2 separate regions of the Homo sapiens genome follow, and region 1 is linked to region 2. Evidence: read pairs that join two places in POLR2A ChIA-PET (ENCODE). Cell type or tissue: IMR-90. All regions are shown on one strand.

Evidence for each region. Peaks named below come from ENCODE experiments on the same cell type or tissue, not always from the same donor. Only the 100,000 strongest peaks of a DNase experiment are listed, where the experiment ranks them.
Region 1: POLR2A ChIA-PET joins it to region 2 with 11 read pairs; 3 of 35 experiments call an interaction of 5 or more read pairs at or near these places.

What each region holds. Positions count from the first base shown.
Region 1 is chr4:76,973,263-76,981,262 of GRCh38, reverse strand. All of the region lies in intron 1 of SEPTIN11 (septin 11), which reads right to left. Among named protein-coding and RNA genes, the nearest start is that of SEPTIN11, 28 kb to the right of the region's middle. In IMR-90, no CTCF peak of the experiment used is centred here; a DNase peak (open chromatin) is centred at 3,322; H3K27ac peaks cover 598 bases.
Region 2 is chr4:76,720,942-76,728,941 of GRCh38, reverse strand. The region is part of intron 3 of SHROOM3 (shroom family member 3); the gene reads right to left. The region is part of intron 2 of SHROOM3-AS1 (SHROOM3 antisense RNA 1); the gene reads left to right. Among named protein-coding and RNA genes, the nearest start is that of SHROOM3-AS1, 78 kb to the left of the region's middle. In IMR-90, a CTCF peak has its summit at 5,336; DNase peaks (open chromatin) are centred at 4,791 and 5,321; H3K27ac peaks cover 3,867 bases.

The sequences.
Region 1 (8,000 bases), 250 kb before region 2:
TATCATTATCATCATGTTGATATGTCTGAATAATCAAGTAGGGCCCAAGTAGAACACAGGGAAAATGCAACTGCATACAACAATCCGTTATAAATCCCATCAGCTCTCAAAAAGAGATGATAAAATATGTGCAAGAGCACAGGTTACATTTTTACTCATGTTGTTACCACAAAGCACAAAAGGTTTGGGTCAGCAGCCCAGACTTCTCAGCAAGATCGGGTCCAATTCCACATCAATGGTCCTAGATTGATAGATTAAGAGTATGGGATATGTGAATGGGAATATGTTTCTGACAGTCTTGATAGCATGATTACAGGGAAGCATTAAGCTAAAATCAAAACTTGAAAGATTATAGCTTGGCAAGAGATCCTTGCTGTAATCCATACGATCTGTAGGAAGGAAAAACTGAAGTTAAATGAGACTCAGGGTGAAAGACAAACCAGAATTAGCAAAAATCTTAGGCACTGATCCAGGTGGCTGCCATTAAACACTCCCAAAGCCTAATGGTCCATTTGAATAATTATTACTCACATAGATAAAATGAATGGCAAGCTAAGGGAAATAAGTGATGATTACACTGGCAAAAACAAGAACTACTTTCCCATTTGAATTTGAGAAAAATCCAAGCCTCAAATCCCTTCCCACATAGAGAGGGTCAGACCACGTATCTCACTGTAATCATGGCTACACAGAGTTAAGCCTCTTTTGCCACAACTGCACCAAATGTACACACTTAGGTTGCTTATTACCGGGAGTGGGTTTAGCGCAATGTGGCAGCTGCAGCCACCGATATAAGGAAACAAGGCTTGGCAGCAATTCCCCACGATTCCTTCTCAGTTCCACTTCCTATCCACCCTTTAGCCCGGATATTAATAATTCAGAAGACAGTGTGACAGCCACAAGTCACATGCATGAACACCCAAGAAACAATCACTGTAAAACCTGATGTGTTTGGACAGACAAACTTGTGAAGCTTTAGTCCCCATGGAGAACAGAGCACCAATAAATGTACCTCATACTTCACCTCATATTCTGGGATCAAGGTGGAAAAGTAGATCACTATCTTTTCAAAGTATCAGTTTAAAGTTGCTGGGAGTACCTATATGATGAAGGTTAAAATACCCAGAGAAGGAAAAAAGGCAACAGGCTCTACCACTTTCTTATCCACAGAACAAAAAAAGAGGGGTCTGCCATTTCCCTAGATCAATCAATCAAAAAACAATTTTATCAAACATTTATGAAAAGACCACAATACTAAGTATGGTTTAGCAAAAACAAACAAGGCATTCAAAGGTCACCATGCTTGATGCTTGGTCTACCCTTCAAGCTTCTCAATATGTCCCTCCTTCCACTCCAGCCATCAGGAAAATAATGTTTATTGGGTGCTTGTTTGCCCCCACTTTTTTTTTTTTTTGACATGGAGTTTCTCGGCTCACTGCAACCTCTTTCTCCCTGGTTTAAGCAATTCTCCAGCCTCAGCATCCCAACTAGCTGGGATTACAGGCGCCCACCAGCACGCTCGGCTAATTTTTGTATTTTTTAGTAGAGACGGGGTTTCATCATGTTGGCCAGGCTGTTCTTGAACTCCTGACCTCAGGTGATCCGCCTGCCTTGACCTCCCAAAGTGCTGGGATTACAGATGTGAGCCACCATGCCTGGCCCTTTGTTTGCCCTTTTAAAAACCTTCCCATTTAATCCTTATAACTTGTGAAGTAGATACTATTGGCTCCATTTTACAGAGAAGGAAACTAAAGTTCAATTCATGGCAGAACCAGCATTCAAACCAGTTTTGCCAGATTCTAAGTCCACCACCGCCCATACACTAAACTGGACAACTGACTCTTTTCAAAGCATACCGACCTCTGCACAGAGCATGCCTCCACCTTCAACTCCACTTGTCAAATCCTACTCATCCTCAAAATTCCAGGCAAAATGCCACTTTCTTCACTAAGCCTTCCCTGGTTCCTTGAATTAGACACCATTGCTTCTTATTTTATAAAGGTCCACTCTATTTGGGTCCTTGGTCACATCTTGCATCTAGCAGTACACTTAGTTTCTCACTTGGTCAGGCCCCCAAAAGAATGTACATTTTTTGAGGACAGGAACCCTGTCTTATTCATCTTACTTTGAACTGTATGTACCATGACATCACAAGTAGCCAGGGCCATATGTTTAGGATGAATGAATGCAGCAACTTATTTCTCACAAAGTCTATACAACCTGACTTCCCCAACCAAAAACAACAGCCATGGAGCAGCAGTGCAGTGATAGAGAATTCATGGGAGGGAGCATTCACTATGGGCTGAAATGCCCATGGTATGTTTGATGGAGGAAGTGAAGTTTAAGAGGGCCCTTGGAAAATGGAGAAAAGGGATGTCAATACTCCAGCCACATGCTTCAGTATGAACCCTTCCCAACACTTAGTCACAATCAACTGCAGGGAGGGAGAGACACGGTAGTGAAGAGGTCAAACGTTGTAGGGGTGTTTGCTCTCAGGAAATAAACTATTCTGCTAAAGTTCACAAGTATAAAGCTCTTATTTTATACATATATGGCAGGCATTATGCTGAGTATTTTACATAGGTCTCATTTACTTCTCACAATCGCCTCTGAGGTGTGCACCGTTATTATTCCCATTTTACGGTGGAGGTCAGTGAAGCTCTAAGAGATTAAGCTGCTCAGGGTTGTGCAGCAAGTAAGTGGTAGGGCCAGGAGTCAAAGCCAAGCAGGCTTCCTCCAAAGCCCAGGCCACTACATTAGTAGAGCCTGGGAGTCTAGAAAAGTTACCTCTGGTCAACCTTTTATAAACCAGAGAGTGATGTGTGTGTTGGCCATCAAGGGACATGCGTGGCCCACCCAAGCACATCACACTACAGAAGTCACCAACTTCCAAGGTGAGAAATCGCTGGAGAGGTAGGTTGTCATGGTGCACAGGCCCTATTCCACCAAGTAAGAGCACACAAGGAAAGCAACGTGGGAGCTACGGGAAGTGGGAACAGCAGGAAACAAGAGAAGGAAGAATCCAAGAAGAGACCTCCACCACCAGCTGCTGGAGTGGATTTCTTATATTTCTCACAGAAAAGAAGCAGAGTAAGTCTAACCCAGAGAGTACAGATTAAGGTTAGGCAGCCTACAGCAATCACTCTTACTCTCTCTCACACTCTTCTAAGAGCAAGGATTATCAAGTCTCCTTTCTTACTTTTCTCTGGCAAAGCTGTAAGAATTAGTTGCAGAGAAAAATCAACCAAAGCTTACATAGAAGTTGCAAAGAAAAACAAGAAAGGATGCAGTTAGCAGTCCTGACTGATTAAAACCACATGACTAACATATCAGATATTCCCACCACTTCCTCCTTAGCTTCTTATAGACTACTGAGGAGCAAACACACATATGCTTGTATTACCAAAAACAAACAAACAAATAACCTTTCGGTAGTATGGGCTAGAGAAGAAATATTTTCTGTATCTCTACCTAGTATGTGCAAGGAACTGGTAAGCCATTTTATCAACTTAATCATCCTAAAAAAAAAAAAAAAAGACGAACCTTTTGGGATAAGAGGACATCCCCAGACTCACTCCTTCATCCTTTTTAGAAAGGCTAAAAATGCTCATTACCTGGTATTAAAATTAGACTAATGAAAAAAAATATTGATTTACTGATGAAACTCCATTATCCACTTCTGAGCTTATATTTAAAAATAAGTCTTTAAAAACTAGCAATACTTTTACTCTCAGGAAAACTAATATTCATTATTCTAAAGCCTACCCTGAGCTAGGCATTAGTTGGTAATTTCACTTGTGCTGTTTCACTTAATAAATACAATATTTACTTAGACCCCCATTTCTGAAGGCATTTTAATTACACTCACATTCCTTTACATGCACTTCTCTGCAACTTGCAATTTGGAACAAATGTTCAACCACTAGCCACCATGGCAGCAACATAAAATACCTGTTTTGTTGATTTCCTAACAATCCATGAGGTAATTACAAATAGTTTACTCAGGCCCTTGGAAACCATGTTCAGATATCATCTACTTAAGCAGTAATATTTTTGTAAGTGTAACAAAGGGGAGAGCATTCTAAAATCAAACTTTAAAAAATTCAAAGTCACATATTATTTACTGCCATATTCTCTCTCTCTTGAGCTTTTTACTATGGTTTAAATTTCTCTCCCACCAAAAATGCTTTCTTTAGAACACTATACTCTTCTTTCTCTACCTCATTCCATGTTATATTGTGTAGCTGGGCTTATCTACCTTAAGGCAAATAAGGAAAAAAACATAAAAACTACTTTAACCATTATATTCCATAGCTAAACATCCATCAGGGCTTCCAATCCTATTTCAGCTAGGTTGGCTATAAGTGACAGGGACCACCACTTCTCTGGTTTTCAGTATCATCATCTGTAACATAGATGGGTGGAGAAGGGTCATTGAGGAAAGGTACATAAACTCTAGTTGTTAAATTACGGGATTCTAACATTTGCAATGGGATAAAAGATTAAAGGCTGCCAGAGCCTATGTCAGAGTGGGTATCAGACTTCAAATAAAACCTCACTAGAGGTATTGGGTCATCAAAACAAAAGTCTAAAATGCTGACGCCAAGCAAGAAGATACTACAGAGTGGGATGGCTCCCAACATAAGTCAAATAGCGGGTTACCCTTTCCAAGAAGTGCAACTTTATGATTGTTTAGATACCACAAAATCAGCCTATTATCTAGTGGAAAGGAGAACAACCAACGAGTCTTTGAGGGCCAGGATCAATGTGACATAGAAGGCTTAGAACGGTTGAAAGCCATTGTCGTCTGACAGTCAAACATTCAGACACCAAGAAATCTCATCACTCTAGTCCCAAAGTTGAGCTTGCAAGTCTCCAGTTCTGTGTATTCATGCAGCAATTAGGGAATCACAAGCCTTGGATCTTATGTTAACACAAGTATAGGAAGTGAAAAATAATTCTGATGGGTGAGCCAGGTATCAAAAGGGGTATTTTAAAAAACTGGTCCTAGAAAGATGCAAGAGATACAAGCCAAAAAAAAGCAGAAAATGTTGAATACAAAATACAGTATTTACTGTTTCCTCAAGTACTAAAAACCAGAGGTTTCTTTAAGTATATAAGTAGATACCTCATAATCTTTTACAACATGTCCTTACCATGTAAAGAAAATAGAACAAACACTCACATACCCAACACCCAGCCCAAAAAACAACACATTAACAAAAGCTTTGAAGCCCCATGGTATCCTGTGAGATGGCATCACTCTCCCTCTGTACTGGAGGTAAACACTATCCTGAATTTGCCTTAAACTCTTTTCTTGTTTTTCTTTATAGTGTTACCTTATACACTACTATCAGGACACAGTCACTAACTTCAAAATAACAAAAGTGCTTACTTCCTTCTCCAAGTTATCTGTAGGAAATTCAGAACTCCTCCTTAGAGAAGACTGAAGGTAAAGATACAGAGAGTAGATGAGTTACTTTAAAGAAAGTGGTTCTCAAAATTTGGTAAGAGAATCCTTGGGTCCTCCCCAAGAACCTTTTAGGGGTATATAAGTTCCTCCTTTTCCAACCACATACCTATGTGAGGTTGGATCTTCAGGTACTTCAACCAAAAGAATACGCTGCATCAGAGTGAATGAAATACAGATCTGATGACCCAGCTGTCCATTAAGTCAGACATTAAAGAAATTTGCAAAATGTGAAACAATGCATCTCAGCTAATTTTTTGACTTGAAAAATGTATTTTTCATAAAACAATGTTATTTACATTAACATGTAATAAGTTTATTATTGTTATTTTAAGTGAATAAGTAAATATATTTCAAACTTGAAGTAATAATAATAGAAGCGGATTGAAGTTGCAACAAAAACCTATGGGAATGGCTACGGGAAGTACTTCATGTTTGTAGAAAGTATACCAACTAACCAAAAATGCCCCAAGCTGACATAGTCATAGTAAACACTTTGGGATGGTAGAAAGAGTTTTCCAACCACGTTCTATGTTGTCCGCAAGGCATTAGTTATTCTTTAGTCCTAGAGATACACACACGAGAGGCACCAAGAGTAACTCAAGCTGTGTTCAATAAGCCTTTTAAAAGGGCTTACATTTCTTTTTTTTTTTTTTCTTTTTTCTTCTTTTTTTTTTTTGAAACATAGTCTTGCTGTCACCCAGGCTGGAGTGCAGTGGCGCAATCTCTGCTCACTGCAACCTCTGGGTTCAAGCAATTCTCATGCCTCAGCCTTCTGAGTGACTGGGATTACAGGCACGTGTCACCGCACCTGACTAATTTTTGTATTTTTAGTAGAGATGGGGTCTTGTCATTTTGGCCAGGCTGGTCTTGAACTCCTGGCCTCAAGTGATCTGCCTGCCTCGGCCTCCCAAAGTGTTGGGATTACAGGCATGAGCCACCACACCCACCCAAGCGCTCACATTTCTTACAAAGGGTAGCTTACCATAAAATATCCAACTGCATTGAGGACCTAAGTTAAACTTGATTCATTCCATCTGCAGCCCAGCTCCAACAGTGAGATTCTTTTCACCATAAATAAACCAGTGTCCAGGGTCCTAAACACAAGATCGGTGACTAGAAGGGGAGTTTGGGTTTTCTCCACTTGGCAGTGTGAAACGACTGAAGAATCTGTCTACAAATGACCTATCTAGAACGCCTTAGTTCTACTGTCCTTGGGTTTGTAGTGTGGGCAAGTGTCAGGGGATTTGGCTCCAGTTCTGAGCCTATGGGTCTTAAGCAGGTCACTCACTCTCCTGGGTCTTGGCTTCTTTCTCTGTAAAATAAAAGGGCTAGATGAGATTGTTTCTTTGTGAGCCCTTCCTGCTCTAACACTCTATGAAATCTCCAGTAACAAAAACCTGAAGTGGTATTCACTTTGCCTCCCCAGCATCCGGTACAGGGATTGGCAGAGTGTTGAGGCACAACATGAGTCACTGACCTTTAAATAGTGGACCAGTACCATGGCAAAGGGGGATAATTTTAAGAAAGAAAGAGGACAACAGGAAAAGGAATTAGGAAGAGTCACGGGACATCTGGGATGTTTTTGTCCCAATTTCAACTGCTAGTGGGTAGAACTTATGAACACCACCAATATGAGAGGGGAGAGAAACCAATTCTTTAGGCTCAAATGAGGGGACAACATGTGAGTGATCAAAAGATTGCTGGAAAAGCATAGATCCAAAGCCAGAAGCTGTATTCTGGGGCTCAAATGAACCCTACTTCTCTAGAGACCACAAAATGCCTTGATTTATGAGGAGAGGTAAAAGTGGTATCAAATCACCAAAACTATTAGTGATACGAATATAAAATGTTGGTGGTGTATTGAAATAGTGCCAGGACCACCGCTCTGGAAATAGTGGCTTAGTGCTTTACATCTCTAAAACTAGCTAACATTCAGAAGGTATTATTTATATGCCAGGCACTGGTCTAAGGTGCATAAAAAATGCATTAAAGTGTACATCCTCGCAGATGTGGAAACAAAGTCACAGAGACACAAAGAAATTCGCCCAAGTTCTTAGAGCAAGTAAGTAACAGAGCCTGGGTTCTAACCCGCTTTAACACTATGAAATTATACCAGTGAATCGCTTCAGAATATTTCCAAATAAATAGATTTTGGTTTCTGTGCTGTTTGCTCGATTTGTGTCATACAAAAAGTAGTAGACAAATTTTCACCAAAATGTAAGGTTATGTTTGGGATGGTCTGAGGAAATCCATGCTGAGCTGTGTGGAGAGCTGAAGAGCTGATGAGGAACCTTGGGAGAGGGCCCTCCTCTGGGCATCAACAGCTGAGCTGCCTCCCTTGTGCTGCGCTGCGTGGCTGCTCCACACACACGTATGCTGTATCATGCACACACGCACTGCAAGCCACAGCCAGTTCCCTTGCACCAGAGTGACAGGTGGGTTTCTCTGGACCTGACTGACTGAAGGGATGCTGTGGAACAAGGCTGGGGCTGGAAAAGAGAGGCAGACCCGTCTGTCATCCTGGTGG
Region 2 (8,000 bases):
GAACTGCTGGTGCTGATGAGGCGCCCAGCCCCGAGCTCCCCAGTGAGGTATTGCCCCGAGCTCCCCAGTGAGGTATTGAGTCAATAATTATGACAGAGCCTGGCCTGAGACTTACCATGGTCACAGCCTTTCGGACCCTGGCCATGGTGGTGAGGAAGGGAGCCATCAGAGCAGTGGCTGTGACCTGAAATCACGGGGGTAAACATAGGCCAAAAAGAAACAGACCTCACCCACCTGGAAACTATAAAGGAACAAAAGGGAGCAGGTGCACAGCTTGGGCTAAGGAGATGAAGTAGATGCAAAATCAAGACATCAACAGCAGAACCAACATATGACAATTTGTTTGCCTCCTTGTCCCCACATGTATTAGTTCATTCTCACGCTGCTGATAAAGACATACCTGAGACTGGGCAATTTACAAAAGAAAGAGGTCTAATGGACTCACACTTCCACATGGCTTAGGGAGAGGCCTCACAATCATGGCAGAAGGCAAGGAGCAGCAAGTCACATCTTACATGGATGGAAGCAGGCAAAGAGAGAGAGAGCATTTGCAGGGGAACTCCTCTTTTTAAAACCTAGATCTCATGAGACTTATTCACTATCATGAGAACAGCATGGGAAAGACTTGCCTCCATCATTCAATTACCTCCCACCGGGTCCCTCCCACAACACGTGGGAATTAAAGATGAGATTTTGTTGGGGACACAGCCAAACCATATCACCATACCTCTCTAATCTTCAATAACAGGTCCCATGTAACCACTAAACCTTGAAGTTCAGCACTGCTGCCCAGGTTGGAGTGCAGTGGCGCAATCTTGGCTCACTGCAACCTCTGCCTCCCAGGTTCAAGTGATTCTTGTACCTCAGCATCCTGAGTAGGAGGCTGGGACTACAGGCACACGCCACCATGACTGGCTAATTATTATTTTTCTTGCATTTCTTTTTTTTTTGGTAGAGACGGGGTTTCACCATGTCAGCCAGGCTGGTCTCAAACTCCTGGCCTCAAGTGATCCGCCCACCTTGGCCTTCTAAAGTTGAATCAACCTTTTTTTTTGAGATGGAGTCTTGCTCTATCGCCCAGGCTGGAGTGCAATGGCACAATCTTGGCTCACTGCAACTTCCACCTCCTGGGTTCAAGCAGTTCTCCTGCCTCAGCCTCCCAAGTAGCTGGGATTACAGGCTGTGCCACCATGCCTGGCTAATTTTTTGTATTTTTAGTAGAGACAGGCTTTCACCATATTGGCCAGGCTGGTCTTGAACTCCTGACCTTGTGATCTGCCCACTTTGGCCTCCCAAGGTGCTGGAATTACAGGCGTGAGCCACCGTGCCCGGCCGAATCAACCTTTTTCTCAGTGCAGGTAGGCAGGGAGCCTGAGGGTTCATGGCTCAGCATCTTAGCAGTTCAGTATTCTTGCTGCTAGTCCTTCTCTAATTTTGGACACCAAAGTCCCCAGAAATTAGGCTGCTGCATCTTCAACCGGTTCCTTGAAGGTAGGCTGCCTCACTGACTTAGATTCCTGGTTTATCACCTTGTTCCATCCAATGATTAGAAATCCTTCCTAGTGCTCTAAACCCTTCAGGGGCTGGCCCAAATCACACAGCTAGTAAGTCTGGGAGTAAGGGTTTAAACCCAGTTATATATGACTTCAGGTACTCAACAAATGCCACTGCTTAATCACATAGCAAAAGCCCAGCCTCAAAGAAAAAATAAAGTCTCTTTTGCATGAGATACCTAGAGGTGTTTCATGTATGTATCATTTTAGACCCCAGTGGGCCCAAAATACATTAGGAGAAAGAAGAGAAAGAACAAACTGTCATCTTCCTACTGCTCATTCCCACTACTTAGTGAAGGGAGTTGGCAGAATCACTCTCAGTAGTAGAAATTAGCCCCGGGACTGGGTATTGGCCTTGAGAAGCCAATGGACACCAATGGACCGTGACCTCAGACCAGCACCACGTGACACTAAGGACGGCTCTTCAGTGGCATCATCACCCAACAGTATCTGTCCATGCCTAGCTAGATGCCGAGAAGATTTTCCCACCCAAGAGAAATAGAAAGTGATAAATTCCACAGGCTCCACAGGAAAAAAGATGTCTTCCTGTCAAGGAGATGAGGTGTGAGACAACGTTTACTGATAACTTCAGGGGTTCCAGATAGGCCCTCTAGTTTGCTTGTGCCTATAAGCTGAGTTACTTGGGAGGCTGAGGCAGGGGGCTCAATTTTTTTTTTAATTAGCTGGGTGTGGTGGCATCCACCTGTAGTCCCCACTACTCAGAGGCTGAAGCAGGAGAATCACTTGAACCCAGGAGTTTGAAGCTGTAGCGAGCAATGACTGTGTGCCACTGCATTGCAGCTTCCAGAGAGACAGTCTCTTAAATTTTTTTTTTTTTTTTTTTTTTAGATGGAGGGGATGGGAGTGGAGAGAGAGAAGAGGAAATAAGCAGGATGCTGATGGCTCATTCTGGGGCATGCGAATGAGTGCCTGTGGGACTTTCAGTGGAGAAGGACTAGAGGACTGAGGGCTGGGCTGCATATAGAAATTTACAAGTCACAAAACACAGGGCCTTTGAGAGAAGATAAGTGACTTGAGGAGAATGAACAGGGAGACAAAGGAAATGATTTAAGGATGAGTCTCTGAGAATGATCAAAATTTAGGGGAGAGGGAGCCTGGGAAAAAGCCCAAGAGGAGCTTCCACAGAAGGAGGAGGAAAACAAGTTAAGTATGGGAGTCTCACAGATTTCTAGTGGGGAGAGTGAGGAGGAGGAGGAAACTGTCAACCACTGCAATGCTGTAAAGAGGTTAGTGTGATGAGGGTAGATGCATGGCCACTGGATTTGGCAACTAGCAAGTCCTTGCAATGGCATGCTTTAGGATGGGGCTAAAGGTGAACAAGGGATAAGACAGGCAGTATGGGCAGATGATTCCTTCAAAAACCTGTTTCTAAAGGGGAGAAGAGGGTGGTAGCTAGAAGACTGAAGGGATCCAGGGAGTGAAAAGGTTTTGTTCCTAATGTTTTTGTTTTAAATGAGAAGTTCAAGCAAGTGTCTATAAGGCAGAGAGCGTGCAGAGGCCCATCTGAAGACACAGGACACAGGAGGAGGACTCCTTAAAGACTCAGGAAGGGATGGGATTCAAACACTCAGGTGAAGGGTATGAGCTTATGGAGGAGGAAAGCCAGTGCTGTTGAGATAGAAGAAAGGTGGATGCTGGCAAATGTGAAAGCAAGTAGGTAGCACGAAAAGTTGAGGGGACCTCGTACCCAATGTCCTCTGTTTTCATGATGAACCTAACCTGGAAGAGGGAGAAGTGAGGGAGGTGACACACGGGATCGGGCTCCAGGGATGTGGTACATGAGGACTAGAAGAGTTGAAACTGATATTTAAAAATATTTAATTATCCTTATCTCATCACTATACATTATTTGTACTGAAACATCATTATGTACCCCATAAATATGTACAATTAAATGTCCATTTAAGAAAATAAAAAATTAAACAAATTTTAAAGAGATATTTTAAAGAAATAATGACTAAGATATTGTCTCTGCCTTTAAGGAGCTTACATTCTGCAGGAAAGAGCAAATGAAATAATTCCTACAGTACAGATAAAATAAGTGCTTTAGAAAGTAGGTCCAATACCTGCAATACAAAGACAGCAAACTCAACTTTGGAGCTTTTACTTTGGAGGAGGTTGGAGAGGTAACTATTTATTTGCCCTGGGCAGAGTATCAGGTTTCATCACAGTTCTAATAGATTAAGAACAAGATGACAGGATGATTTTGGCGGTGGGGGTGGGGAGGGGGAAGCAAATCAAAAGGCCCTGAAAAAAACAAAAACACGAGGAAAAAAAAACAAAAAACAACTTTTCTTTTAGATGCAGAAGATATGTTGGGAGAGGGCTTCGGAGATAAATCTTTGTTTTATAAGATTCTTCCATACCGTACAGATAGGAGGTAAGTGATGAAATAAGCGAAGAATTGAAAAGGATGACCAAAAATAGCCCACCAGTGTATATCAGTACAACCTGAATGAAGGCCAGTTTGACAACATCTAGCAAATGATTTTTAAAATAACATACCCATCAAAAGATTGGAAGACAACCTAAATGCCCATTAGCAGCAGACTAGTTAACTCAGTGTGGTATATCCATATAATGGCTGTTAAAAAGGATGAAGTATCTCTATACATACTGATATGGAAATATCTCCAAATATATTGTTACACTGGAAAGATGCAGAATTACATGTACAGTCTGCTACAGTATGTGGGGAAAATCACATGTGTGTATATTAACGTAAAGAGTAGTTTTGGAAGGACACTTAAGAAACTAGATACAATGACTGCCTCTGGGAAGGAAAACTTATTTTCACTGTATTTCATTTTGTAACTTTTCAAATTTTATACTATACGCATGTATTACCTATTGAAAAGCAAAGTATTTTTAAAATAGTCTTTCATTTTGAAAATACAATTCACTGTAGCTTGAGAGTTAAAAAAAAAAAATTAAACAGCTATTTTTTCAGTTAAACAGCTGACTTTCTCAATGATGCGAAACATTTAATAAGCATTCCTAAAGAGCATGGCATACTAATTTTACATTTTGGGATCACTTTGATCTTTAAGAACTTAAAGAAATATTTTCCTAAAGTACATCACATCATGAGCATATCAGTAAGTCAGAAGATGGTTTAATTTTAAAATTTAGCAAACTAAGTTTTGTGTGTGGGTGTAATTCAAACAAAGCCCTTTTGTTGCATTCCTAACCACAAACAAGGAAGCTTAACTGCGTGGGATGGGTAGGCTGATGAAACTGGAATTCGCAAGTGACATGATGTCCTTCTTAGATGATTTTGCCCTAACACAGAGAGATTCAGGAATGCAAAACAAGTTTCTGAGAAATCTACAGTAAGTTCAGTATTTTAAGCAGTATTCACTAATCACCTATGTGCCTTCAACCTTGTTAAATTATAGTTGGAGCTCTGCAAGGTCTTGGAAGGCCTAAGAGTTTATAATCTTGCTGGGGAGGCTCAGATGCAAGAAAAACTATTAAACAAAGTCAGAGCATCATTCATTCACTCAAAAAATATTTGAGTGCCTACTGAGTGCCAACCACCATTCTAGGCACTTGACGAGTATTTTCTCACTTAGCCTTTATATTACCTTTATGATACAGGACTATTAATGAGGAAAGTGAGGTAAATACAGAATAAACAATGTGTTCACTGTCACAAATGTAGTGAGCAGCACAGCTACTAAACCCAGGCATCTCTCTCCAGAGCCTGTGCTTTTAATTTGCAAGTAAGGAGCACTGTGCAATGAGGTGGGAGAGGCAGAGGAGGGAGACAGGGAGTAAGCAAGTAAGCAAATCAAACAAGATATTCTCATATAGTTATAAGGGTTCTGAAGGAAATAAAACTGGGTAATGTGAGAGTGTGATGGAAAGTCCCCATTTAAGTCAGAGACAGCCTCTATGAGCAAGTGACATTCAAACCAAGACCTAAATGATAAGAAATAATTAACCATGCAAAGAGCTAGGAGAAGAATATATAGCTCCAAAGGAAAAATGAATGCAAAATCCTTGAGAGGAGGAATGAGTTTGGGTTTTTAAAGAATACAAGAGAGTATAGCCAGAGCCTTGTGAGTGAAGAGCAGATGGTATAAAATTCAGATCATATTGGGCCACCGAGGCTGTAGAGGCATTTTGGATACAAAAAGCTCACATGAATGGGGTCTGAAGTCAGCCAGAAGGCTTAGTAGTACAGTGGGACTTCAGATGACCTTGAAAGATTGGTATGCTTTGGATAAATGGAGAAAGTGACAACTATTAGTTGGAAAATAAAAAATTCTAAGAACTAATTTTTTTGTTGATGCTATTCTTTAACGAACTGTTATGACACATGTTGCATGGGCTCTTCTCGGTGCAGTGTTATAAAACTCTGCCAGTTATCAACTGGACCCGAGTCAAGTGTATAAGAATACAAAATATACTCAGACTACCAGCACCACAAAATAAAAGTTACCATATTTCTTAAACCCCTTACTAACCCATCAACCTCTCCATCCATTATTGTTTAGTGCGCAATACTATGAGACAAAGTCCATCATAAGAAAGTTCTAATCAAACACCCCCATATCCCCCAAAAAAGAAACAAAATACATCAATATATTCTGCAAATTAGGTCTATTAAATTAAAATTTCAAATATTTGAATTGTAGATCTTCATCATATTCTTATTGAACACTGTGCTTAGCTGGGGATAAAGCACTGGTTTTTTTTTTAACTTTAATTTTAGGGGTACACATGCAGGTTTGTTATATAGGTAAGCTTGTGTCATGGACTGGGGGTGTTATATAGATTATTCCATCACCCAGGCACTAAGCCTAGTACCCAATAGTTATGTTTTCTGATCTTCTCTCTCCTCCTACCCTTCACCCTCAAGTAGGCCCCAGTGTGTGTTGTTCCCTTCCATATGTCCATGTGTTCTCATCATTTAGCTCCCACTTATGAGAACATGCAGAATTTGGTCTTCTGTTCCTGCGTTAGTTTGCTAAGGATAATGGCCTCCAGCTCCATCCATGTTCCTGCAAAAGACATTATCTCATTCTTTTTTACGGCTGCATAGTATTCCATGGTGTATAGGTAGCACATTTTCTTTATCCAATCTGTCATTGATGGCCCTTTAGGATGATTCCATGTCTTTGCTATTGTGAATAGTAAAGCATTGTTTTTAAAGATTCTTTTTACATGCCACTGCTGTTTTTCCCCATTTTTCCTCATGTATTTTTAAAATTATGAAATCGTTTTTTGAGGCAGGGTCTCACTCTGTCACCCAAGCTGGAGTGCAGTGGCATGATCATAGCGTACTGCAGCCTTGAACTCCTGGGCTCAAACAATCCTCCCATCACAGCCTCCTAAGTAGCTAGGACTATAGCACGTACCCCTATGCCTTGCTTATGAAACATTTTAAACATATATAAATGTATCTGGATTAATATAAATAACCATGTATGCATCATCAAAATTTATAAAGTTTATAAAGTCTTCATATTTTCCCCATATTTACTTCTGGTATTCCTCCTCCACCACACCCATTTCTCTTGCCCCTACAAGCTAACCACTGTAGTTAATTTCTTAAGTATCTTTTCCAGTGTTCTGTTATGCAAATACAGGCAAACATGAACATATAATCTCATTTCACTCCTTTCCCAAAAGAAACTTCATGGCCTGTTCTATCCCTTGCTTTTTTACTCAACAATACATATTCAGCTGGGCATGGTGGCTCACGCCTGTAGTCCCAGCTACTTGAAAGTCTGAGGTGGTAGAATTGCTTGAGCTCAGGAGTTTATGATCAGCCTGGGCAAAACTGAGACCCCCTTCTCAAATAAAAGCCCTCAAACATATTGAAGATCATTCTATACCAGTATTTACAGAGCTTCCTCATACCTTTATTTCCTTTCAGCTACCTAGTACTCCACCGTATGCATATATTTGTTTAACCAGACCCCTTTTGTAGACACTTTTTCATGTCTAGTCTTTTGCTATTACAAATAATGCTGCAATGAATAACCATGTCCACATAGTGTTTTCTATGTATGTTGAAATGTCTGCAGAAATTCTTTTTTTTTTTTTGAGACGGAGTCTCGCTCTGTCACCCAGGCTGGAGTGCAGTGGCGGGATCTCGGCTCACTGCAAGCTCCGCCTCCCGGGTTCACGCCATTCTCCTGCCTCAGCCTCCCAAGTAGCTGGGACTACAGGCGCCCGCCACTACGCCCGGCTAATTTTTTGTATTTTTAGTAGAGACGGGGTTTCACCGTTTTAGCCGGGATGGTCTCGATCTCCTGACCTCTTGATCCGCCCGCCTCGGCCTCCCAAAGTGCTGGAGAAATTCTTAAAAGTGGAGTTGCTGGCTCAAAGGGTAAATGCACTTCCAATTTTGATAATTACTGCTAAATTGCCCCCTTTCACATTTTAAAAAGGAAATAAACTCAATATGAACAA